Regions from separate parts of the Homo sapiens genome. Here region 2 is linked to region 1. A link is a loop called in an ENCODE intact Hi-C map of the cell type or tissue named here. Cell type or tissue: dorsolateral prefrontal cortex. All regions are shown on one strand. Links, peaks and the distances in the headings refer to the core of each region. The heading gives the core; the rest is flanking DNA. Region 1 overlaps NTM (neurotrimin). Region 2 overlaps OPCML (opioid binding protein/cell adhesion molecule like).

Region 1 (5,376 bases), core at 312-5,311:
TAGAGAGGAGACAGAATGAGAGTAGACAGAGGAAAGAGAGAGCGTTTCCATTTTGGCATCTGGGCCAAGAAATGCAGCCATATAAAACTGTTCTTACCTAAGCTTTGATGTGGCATCAGGGATGAAAGTGCCTTCCCTAGCTTCATAAAGGATGTCACACAAATGCAGAGAATCAGGCAAGAACCCAAGAAACCAAATCACCCAAACCTCTGTGTGACTCCTTCAGGGTTATAGACCCTGAAAGTAAAGTCAGAGGCAAAAAAGGGGTTAAAAAGGAGACTCGATTGCCTAGTGATTCCAGGAAAGAATCAAAGGGGTGAATGTCACTGAGCATTCAGGGTTAGTGTCAGATGCTTCAGCCAAGAAATCGCACGGCAGGTCATTAAATGAATTTAGCTGGGATTCTGGGTTTTACATTGTGGTTAATTAATCTATGTAAGTATTTATAGTAGTAATGGCAGAGCAGGGACCATCAGCCAAGACAAGTCATTAGAAGGCCAAGTTGGGCAGGCCTGCAGATGGGTGGGGAGGGTTGGGACTGGGAGTTTGGCCTTGCAGGGAATCACTGTGTTCTGGGCATGGGGGTCAGGGCAGAGGTGGGCTGGGGAAATTCACAAACAATCCCAGAGCTCAGGAGTCAACACCCTGGGCAGGCTGACTGCGAGTGGGGCAGAGGCTGATTCAGGGGATTGCTTTCCTCTTTCTTAGTTGTTCTGTCTCTGTGAGGGATGAGGAAAAAAATCTCCAGCTGAAAAATGTCACCTTCAACCTGACACTGGAGCCAGAACATTTACAAATCTGCCTGTCACCATGACAGCCTGACGGATAGCAACCTTAGCCGGGACGGAGTTAAATCGCCAGGATAAGTCTTGCAAAAAGTTTTGGCTCTTAAGATTTTTATCATCAAGACAGGTTAAGGAATGGGGGGCATGGCTTCCAAACACGAAGGAGACTCAGGCCCCGTGCCTGACTTCCCAGGAAATCCAGCAGCTGCAGGATTATCTATTACCTGAGGGGAGGTGACAGGAGAAAATTACCCAGCACCAGCCCCATCTGTTGCTGAGCACCGTTTATTTCACCTTCACTTAATTCACTTGGTTTGTCATTTTTCCTTTGTCTCAGTGTCATCCACCCAAATCCTATGTATATATGCCCTGGTGTTCCCAGCTGGGCATTGTGGCTGCAGAGACAAAGCCTCGGGTATCTTTTCAATGAGCTGCAGTCACTATGGAGTGTCTCTCTCCTCCCCTCTCCACTGTCATTTCCTCCATAATTGATTAGAAACTGGAAGCGAGAGAGGAGAAGCTGCTTTTACAGCCTGGGTCTGCAGGTGGAAGCACATTCCTGTGTTTGACTTCGTCTCTGGAGACCTGTCTCTTTCAGGAAGAGGTGGAAGAGTATACATGAAGTATAGCAGACTTGTGTCACTAGGAGAGAGATTGCAAAATCTGGGCTCTCACACTATTCTTGGATGCTTGGTCACCCACCTCTCCCCGACTTTCGTTTTCTCCTCTGTCACATGGATCTAACACTTGTTCTCCTCCCTGCCAAGGTTGCTGTGAAGGCTCAATGAGACAGTATTTGCAGATGCTCACTACATCATATAGAGGCCTATTCAATGAGAACATGCATTTAAAGCAGTTAATGGTGCCTCGCATAGGAGAATTGTTCAATAAGGACCATTATTATTAGTGAGAATGTAAGTAATAGTGATGACTTGTTACCCTTGCAGCATCTACTCTTCCTCTAGTTCTCAAGCTACAGACCATTTTCATTCAACATTTATTCAGTCTCCACGGGCAGCACTGTATTCTGTCTTAGGGCTATGGTGATTTTTTAAAATGCAAACAAAATGCCATTGCTGGGTCTAGAAGCTGAGTCTGGTGGGAAAGGCCTGTGACAGAGTGGGAAGCAGGGCTTAGGTCTGCACCCAGCTCAGAGTAGGGGGAGTTGCCGGAGAAGTCCTGATGGAGAAAGTGACATCCCTCTGGGTTCTGAAGAGCTTAAGCCACCTGCTCGGTGGCGGGAAAGGGCGTGCAAGGCTGAAGCGGGAAGTGCAGTGAATGAGCTCAGGCAGGACAGGGAGCTGGGCCTGGGAACCACGGGCTGGCAGTACCTCCGAAGGACGGCTCCAGAGCCGAGACTGGACGTGTGGACAGAGGAGCTCTCGCTGAAGGAGCAGATTTGGTTTTATGCCAAGACCATGAGCTTTGCGGAAGGGCATAAAGGCTTTTAAACAGGATCAGGTGAGCCTGATGATCACTCAGGATTGGGTGGGGCGTGAATGCAGAGGAAAGATCAGCTGACAATGTAGGAATCTGGAACTCGCAGAGAAACTGCCTGCCCTTGGGACTCGCTCAGCGCCCTCGCAGCCGGAATGGGGCCTGGGAAGGGAGGAGCCCCAGCAGAGGGGCAGTCGGAGAGCCATGAAATTGCGACCTGCTGCCACCAGAGGGCAGTGTTGGACGGGCTGGGAGGAGCGCCGCCGCCGCCGGGAGGGTGCAGGAGAGAGCTGTCTGCCAGGGGAAACGCACGATGCGTTGTCCAGGACATTCTCACCTGAAAATGCTCTGGGCCACGGACAGGCTGAGGATTTTAGTACCCACCCCCCCGCCCTGAAAAGAAAAATCTCTGTGACGAGATAGGCACTGGGTTTGTATAAGAATTCAGAGTGTGGCCTTAGTGTCTTGGCCAGGCACCCAGATGCCACCTGCACACCTCTGGCTTGGTGTTGGTTTTATTGTGCTTGTCCTAAACCTAGCAGCTCCCCCTGAGATGATGTCAAAGACTGGACTGGGCTAGCTCAGAAAGGTTTCCTGAACGAATGACTTTACGCAAACCTTCATGCCGGCACATGTTTTCATACAGATTGTCTCATTGAATTTTTAGAGTGATCCGATGAGGCACATATTCAGGTTTTATAAATGCAATTCAGAGAAGTTACATGATTTTCCAGGAAATGAGGTTGTCGGGTTTTGATCCAATAGCTCAGACTCTTTCCTCTGTACCCAACAAACCTTGTCAGTCTCCTTTGTCCTTTGAAGTGGGGTGTTTTTCTCCTCCACAAGTGTCAAATCTGTGAATAGAGCATGTTTAGGAGCAACTTCACCGGCATGCCCACCTTGAGAACTAGGGGATGGAGCAGCGGGTCGGATGGAGAACCAGAAAGATTGAGCATTTATTGTAACAGAGGTCTTACATGGACGTTTCCCACGTAATCCTTAAGGCAACCCCATGGGTAGGATTATCATCCCAATATTCCATTGAGGAAAGAGGCTCAGAGAGGCAAACTTTCCCAAGGAAACACAGCTAGTATATATCAGAGGTCTATGTCCCTTCACTCCTGCGCTCTGGACTCTGATCCTGTCCCAAGAGTGACAGCAGCTGCAGTATGTGTGCCGCTCAAAGGACAGGGCTGGAGTGCATGAGAAAAACTGGACGTGTGGTGCAGAAAGGTGCATGTCTAATTATCATTGCAAACAACTAGCCTCTCAACAGAAAGTGTTGTTGATGTGACAGACATGAAAGAACCCACAGCCAAAGGGAGCCGGCCCCCAGGGGAAGGAGGGCGAATTGTACTTGGGACAAAAAGAGCTAACAGCCTCGGAGAGAACAAATGTCCTTGGTAGTATGGGGTGTGGGGTGATGTTGGGTGTTCATTGTCACGTGATGACTGTGGAAGGATGACACAGCACAGGACGCACCCGGGGAGGCCAGCAGGAAGGAGAGTTGAGTGCAAGTCCGGGAAAACAAGGCTTGATGATATGCTTTTGTATGGGAGTCTCAAGTTGCTTGAGTTAAGGTTGTCTGGGAGACATGAGTTACACCAGCACCCAGCACCATTACTTACTAGGCTCCAAAGAGGAAGACATATCAAGTTGTAGGGGCCTTCCCTTCTGCCCACAAGCCTGGATCAGACCACACAACATTGTGTTTCCATTTTCCATATGGATTCTGGACTCTTTCCAGAGAGTCATTCTTTCTCTATTAGTCCTTTTCTTTCGTACACCCTGTAGCTAAGTGACCCTCCACTGTACCTAACCTCTCTGAGCCTGATTCTCATGTGATAAATGTGGATGATACTGCTCTCCTAATGTGACTGCTATGAGAAGGGAAAGAATTGGCATAAATAATAGCAATTAGCTGAGGCAATGGCCCATGTTAAAGCCAAATAAATGTTGGTTTTATCTCTTGTTTCACCTTTGTGTCTCAAACAGGCACACCCACGCATGCACACACACACACACACACACACACAAGGCAAACCACAACCCTTGCCAATAAATCTATGCTAAGTCAGAGTTAACTTAGAAAATCAACATGGTGCAGAGGCTTTTAAAGGACTGACATTCCTCGGGTTATGGAAAACAATAATAATAAATCTTAAGGAATGTCACCTTGCCCCTGGCACTGAAGACAAGAACCCGTTTCGTTAGTGGAATAGCCCTGAGTATATGGAGAAAAGCGACAGAGATGATCTGTTCACAGCAAGGAGAGAGTGGCAGTTTTTAGACGAAGCCGGCTGGGGGCACGGTGGAATTGCCATGTAATTGTCAGGCTCTTTGCTTATTAATTTCTCAGATTTCCTTTCAAGATAAGGACACAAGGTAAGATGGATGTGAATATAATAAGCACAGAGATTACAGTCATTACAATTTTAGAATGAACTGGAAAATGTGGACACATCAGTCTGCAGCCAGTCGGATGGGTCTCTCAGAGCCTCTTGGAGACCACTGAGGGCTGCGGCCTGTGCCATAAGTGTGGGGCAATTTTGAAAGCCTTACTTGATCTACCGTTGCAGCTTCATCCAGAGTACTGTCTGATTGTTTTACATATTGGCTGATTATTTTCCATGCCCAGGACCTTTGGTAACCTTGGAAAATTGTTGGCCCTCCATTATCTCCTCAAGTATCACTTCTCAGCCCTCTTTCTGAAGCTCCTGTTAGGCATGCGTTGGGTCTTCTCACTCTTAACTGCTATTCCATAGTCCCCATTTCTGTATTTCTGGGTGACTTTCCGGGATTTATCTTCCAATTCAGTAATTTTATTTTTTCTGACAATGTTTAACCATTCCTTGAGATTTTGAAATTTTCCTGACTTGATTTTTTATTTTCAAAACTCTATATACTAGGAATGTACTTTTCAATGTCCTTTAATTTATGTATTTGATTCTTACGTATTTCCACATGAATTCCTGCATAGTCCCTCTTGCGTTATTTAATTACTTGCCATCCACAGGAGCCTAAGAAGGTGTGGTTTGTGATTTTTCCTCATGATCAGTTGTTTTCTCCTGTGCTTGGTAATTTGGACTATGAGAACAACTTCAGGAGGAAAACGTGGGAACTAGAACTCGTGTGTGGCCTGGGAAAGAGCATG
Region 2 (5,376 bases), core at 110-5,109, 1.2 Mb after region 1:
GAATTTCTAAAAAGCATCCCAGATAACTCCAACCAGGTTAGTGCCACCACTGGAGAGGTCCTTTATGGACCTGTCCCTGCTTGAGTGTCTTTTAATGTCTTTGTCTTCCCAGACTAGGAGTAAAGTCTTTGCATTTACCCAGTTCTTATTCAGCTTGGACAACTGAAACACTGAAATGGAAAAATAATGCATTTGTTTTGAATAGTCTAATGGCTACTCAAAATCTTTTAATTTACATAAGAAGGAGCTGAAGGTAGGTGCAAAGTACAGAAACACACCCAGGCAAACAACAGAACTTTAGCTTTGGAAACTCTACTGCCCAGGTTGCTTTGGCAAAATCCCCACTGCTCAGATTATTCCTTGGCAGTAGTTAAACCTCAAATACTTGGTTTTGAATGGATTAGCTCAGAACTCCAAATGAAAATGCAGGGACATTTTAGAAAAGAGCCATTAAGCATAATCCCAGATCAGCAAGCCTGGATCAACAAAACTGATTATCCTGCTGTTGAAATAAAAAACACAAAACACCAAAACAAAAGCAAACCAGAAAGAAAATCCAGTATGTTGGTGGGAACTTTTCCCGTTGAGTGGAACAGTTACAACCACCACCTTGCCTCCATCTCACCGCAGCCCCTCAAAATGTTCATGTACACAGATGATGTGGACCCACAGAAGAACTCAAGCAAACTTTGAGGAGATTGAGGCCTGTGAAGAAAGCACAACTGGCCATCATCCATTCTGCTGAGATGGCTTAATAGACACCAGCTGACCACACTGAACATCCTGGGCTCCTTTCCTGATGTGGGCATTGATTCAGACACATGACTTCTGGATTCTTGTCATATCTAATCTAATGCAGAGCCACAGAACATTTTCAACCCAACAGCAGATAATTGTAATGAAGTGATTCTGGCCAAGAGGGCCCATTTGTAATAATGAATTCAAATCAGATTCATGGAAGCTATAATTCAACCATAGTGAAGAGCACCTTCATTTTCCATATCATCTCTCTTCCAAGAGGGCAAAATAACTCAATATTCAAATAATTATTTTTGCTTTTCAAGTAACCCTATGAAGTAGTTATGAGGAGGATAATATTGCCTCACTTACAGAAAACGAGTTTCATCCACGTTCAAAGCTTCAGTGTCTTCTTTGGCACAGCACTTCCTAATGTCCCTCAGAGCAATCAAAGACCTGTCACAACAAAACTGATATCCCAAAGGAGGAAAATCACTCTTCTCTGAGCTGTGCAGTTTTTCACTGGGAAAGTGAAAGGCAGGCCCAGGTTTCGTGACTCCTTTGCTTTTCCTAGTAGGTCTCTGGCCTCCTTATGGGACTTCATTCAAGATTTAGAAACAGATTCGAGATAGTTTGACCCAGGACAACCACATTAAAAGAGCTTTCGTGTGATGGGCATGGGTATCATTCAGTGTTTTTTGGTGCAATCTAAACATGTGATGCGCTTGGAACACTCAGTTCCCAGGTAATGAATCCCTAATGAATGTCTTTAAGGAGGCAAAAGAGTAAGAAACCACACTTAAGAATTACAGCTTATACAGCAAAAAACACCACCAAATAAAACATGGTATATTTATCTGGGGTTGAAGCCATGGGCTTCTAGAAACTGAAAACATGGACTCTCCCTCAGAGTACTGACAAATCAGTTGTTTGTTAAGATGGGAACAGAACTCTTCACCAATACAGCAAAAGAGTGAAAACAAAAGGAGAGAGATGGGGACACACAGAAATTTGCAGAAGATGTTTATTTTCTTTTAGGAAACACTGTGGTAGCAGTGAAATCAAAACCTTAAAAAATCAAGGAATAAGAAGACTTAAGTGATAAAGACAAAAAAGAAAGAAAATAATGAGTAATAGACGAAAGTATACATTATGGGAGCATCTGATAAAAATGAAGGAAGAAAATAATAAAAGAGAAGATGACATGAGCTAAGAGAATGAGGATTTAAAGAGATTAAAATGTAGATAACGTGCTGAATTTCCCTATTCTGGGGTAAATGTATAGAAGAGACGCAAAATCAACATGATACATGTGCTTACTTAAAAAAAAAAAATTACGCCATGCAATCAGATAACAGATAACAGTTATGCTAGAACATGTAAGTTGTTCTTTTTTTCTGCAAAGAACAAAAAGCAACTATTCAGCTTTTCTTTTTTTATTCCCATTCCCATTCCCAAGCCCAGCTGCTCAACATTAGAATTGAAGATCATGAAAACAGGCCAACAGCTAATAAAAAATTGGTAGATGGAAGCTGGCCCTCTGCTGGTGGAATAGTCTTACTGCATCTCAGAAAGCAGAAAGCTCAAGTTTTGAAGTTTCTGGTTTAATTTTGAGGGACAGGAAGAGGACAGAGGATTCTGGAAAATTCACGACTGAGATCCTATTCAATGCTAGACCTCTTTGCCCCCAGTGGCACATTAGATGGTAAAGAGGTGTGTGGCAGCATCAACATCCCTGAACACTGGTAATATTTACTGACATTTTCTTGGTTAACATGTATTATAACCCGTGTGCTGCTTATATCTTTAAGCCAACTAGCTCACTGCAAATGCGTATTGGGAAATGTTCCCTGATTCCTCATGGGACCTTCTTTGAAGCAATGAAGTAGGGATATTACATTCTAGTCTGGGGCAGGCTGAGTGGTACCCACATGGCCAGGAGGACTTTTCCTTCACATCTCCAGGAAGGGCCTCTCTATTCTCCTTTTTTCTCCATTTGCTTTGGGCTTCTGAGAAACAGCACACAGGATTCTGGGACCTGTTCTCTAACTAAAAAGAAGATCCAGCTAAGTATCACCCAAAGTGGCAGAATCCAATCTTCACCCTTGGGCTTAGAAAAAGAATTCTGGTGTCCCAGAGACAGGTCTTTCCTCCTCCAGGGAGAGGCTTGTCTAGATGCAGGAAAGGTTCCACCAGAAAAGCCAAGGGAGGAACAGGAAGAACCCCCACCGTCACACTGTCCTAGGGGAAGCCAGGCATTTTGGCTGCAGAATCTGGGTCAGGATGTTTTATTGTCACCATAACCATCAAAGTCATAGGCAGGGCAAATGCATTCGCCCTGTGTACATTGTGAGACATAGTTAAGCTGGGACGTCCCTGAATCTGTCTCCTAGGACCAGAACTGCCTCATTAAAGGGATAAAAGATGATATCTGCTGAGCTGGTGGAAAGTGGTGGCTGCATTTTTATTAAAGTATCTGCTGCAGCAAGTCCAGTCCCCAAAGGTTCATATTCCAAGATTCTCCACCTCTCTGCCTGGAGCATGCAAGTGATTCTCTGTAACTCATTAAGGTAAAACAAAAAGCTCTCCTATTGTGCTTTTCACACAGAAGTGATGTTGTTGCATAAAAGCTACATGTTTCCTTTCCTTGGACCCAGTCTGCAAAAATAAAACTGCTGTCATAATTTACAATAGGGACCCTAGGAGCACTACACCAGGTTTGGCACGAGTGCTGGGTCTTGAGGAGACTCATAACAGGCCGTGGGCTGACACTGGTAATTCCACAGCCTCACATTTGAGGTGCATCTCTGATAAGGGCTAGCCTGGTGGTCCTGAGGACGATCCTGCCTCATCATGTACCTTCTGGCCTGTGACAGCCATCCAAGGGGCTCAGGCTAGCCCCCCAGTGTTTCAAACCCATGCACTCATGTTCTCATCACGGTGCCCAAGCAGGAGAGAATCTAGCCTGTCGTGGCTTCAAAGAACCATGGAGTCCCACACGTGGACTTCAAGGTTCACGCATAAGATCCTGGACCAGCATAGCCGGAGCACAGGACAAACCTGTCCAGGGGCACGGCAGTCGGCACGGCAGCACGCAAGCGGGCGCCCCTCGGGCCTGCACAAGGCCCACTCGCGTTCCGGTCCCCCATGGAGCCTTCTGCCCCCTCTTCCCTCCTCTCCCCAGCGACCACAGCCCAGGGGCTCGGCCCCCGCGGAAGGACAGCTCCCTACCTGAGGGTGGCGCTCTCCCCCTGCCGGACCGTCACGTTGTCCATAGCTTTGGGGAAGGTGGCATCTCCGCTGCGCACGGGCACTCCTGTGGGTACAAGGAACAGCAGCCTGAGAGACACGACCACGAGGCACTTCCAGGGCAGGAACAGGTACCCACAGACCCCCATTCTCGACAGCCACAACTTCCCAGGACTCCGGCAGCCGCACAGTCCTGGTCCCCCGCCCCGCGCACCAGCGGGCTCGGGAAGCGGTGCGGGGAGGAGGGAAGGGGCAGAGTTCGCCAGGAGCAGGGGGAAGGAGAAGAGAGGAGTCCGGGCTCTCCGGAGTCTGAGAATTCTTCCTCAGATCCTGCCTCAGCTTTCCAGCCTAGCAGAACCAGATGCCCCCTCCTGCATCCAAAAAGAGCTTTCTTGACGCTCCCCTGGGGAGGAGGGAGGCGGCCAGGAGGGGAGAGGAAGAAGCAAGGTGCGGGGATGAAGGTCACAGATTGCGCTTTCTCTGCCTCTCTCTTCGAGACGCTACTTTAAGATTCAGTTGGGCACGTTCTGCAGAGCTCTGGCATCAAAAGTTTATAACCCAAAGAAGAAGGCAAGTGTCTCTGACATACAGGAGCTGTCATAAAAAGCTGCGGCTTCAAGGAGAGGAGGAAATGGTTTATTAGATCACACACATGGACAGATGTACGTGTCCCCCAGCCCCAGGTCTCGCATCTGGAACCCCAAGGCGGCAAAAAGTTCCAAGGCGGGGACGCGCAGCCGGCGCAGCCAGGGTCGTCCGGTCGGTGGCCGTCCTCTGCAGCCCGGTCGGCGACTCGCGGCCAGCCGGGGGAGCGCCGCCCGGCGCAGGCTCCGGGCGCACGGGGAGCTGGGCGGACGGCGGCCCCCGCCTCCTCCGGGGACGCGGCACGAGACGCGGGGACGCGCGGACGCCACGCTCAGCGGCCGCCCCCGGCCTCCGCGCCGCCTTCCTCCCGGGAGCAGCCCCGACGCGCGCGGGCCCGGACCGCCGGGGTTGTCATGGCAGCAGCTCCATCCCTGACCGCCACTTTCTCCCGGTGCCGCCTCGGAGCGAGCGGGCTGGCGGGCGGCGCGGACTGCGCGCTCATCCCGACGGGCGGGCGCCCACCTTAACCTCCGCCGCGCCCACCGGGCTGGGGATGCCTGCGGGGATGAGCCCGCACCGCGCCCACTTCGCTCCGTCCCGACACCCGCGCCAGCGGAGAGAACGCGGCGCCCCTCGCAGCGGCTTCCCCTACAGAGGGGCGGGGTGGGGGGAGCGGGGAGGGAGAGGGGAGGGCGGGAGAGGGAGTTCTGGGGAAAGCAGCAAACTGAAAACTGACACTGGCACCTTCCCTCGCCGATGCCAGCGCAGAAGTTGACAAACCCCGCCCTGGAGAGCTGAACTACC

The links. A loop is a pair of places that touch in the nucleus more often than their neighbours do. Peaks named below come from ENCODE experiments on the same cell type or tissue, not always from the same donor. Only the 100,000 strongest peaks of a DNase experiment are listed, where the experiment ranks them.
Region 2: a loop joins it to region 1, with 3 times the contacts of the local background. A loop is called at or near these places in 8 of 110 quality-filtered maps.

Annotation. Positions count from the first base shown.
Region 1 is chr11:131,692,554-131,697,929 of GRCh38, forward strand. All of the region lies in intron 1 of NTM (neurotrimin), which reads left to right. Among named protein-coding and RNA genes, the nearest start is that of NTM-AS1, 32 kb to the left of the region's middle. In dorsolateral prefrontal cortex, for the core only: a CTCF peak has its summit at 2,456 (motif pointing right); DNase peaks (open chromatin) are centred at 2,098 and 2,438; H3K4me3 peaks cover 826 bases; H3K27ac peaks cover 2,574 bases.
Region 2 is chr11:132,938,957-132,944,332 of GRCh38, forward strand. OPCML (opioid binding protein/cell adhesion molecule like) reads right to left here. Exons shown (of 8, transcript NM_001012393.5): 2 at 3,970-4,054. Among named protein-coding and RNA genes, the nearest start is that of OPCML-IT1, 420 kb to the right of the region's middle. In dorsolateral prefrontal cortex, for the core only: CTCF peaks have their summits at 2,286 (motif pointing left), 3,953 and 4,157; a DNase peak (open chromatin) is centred at 2,280; H3K4me3 peaks cover 2,419 bases; H3K27ac peaks cover 3,206 bases.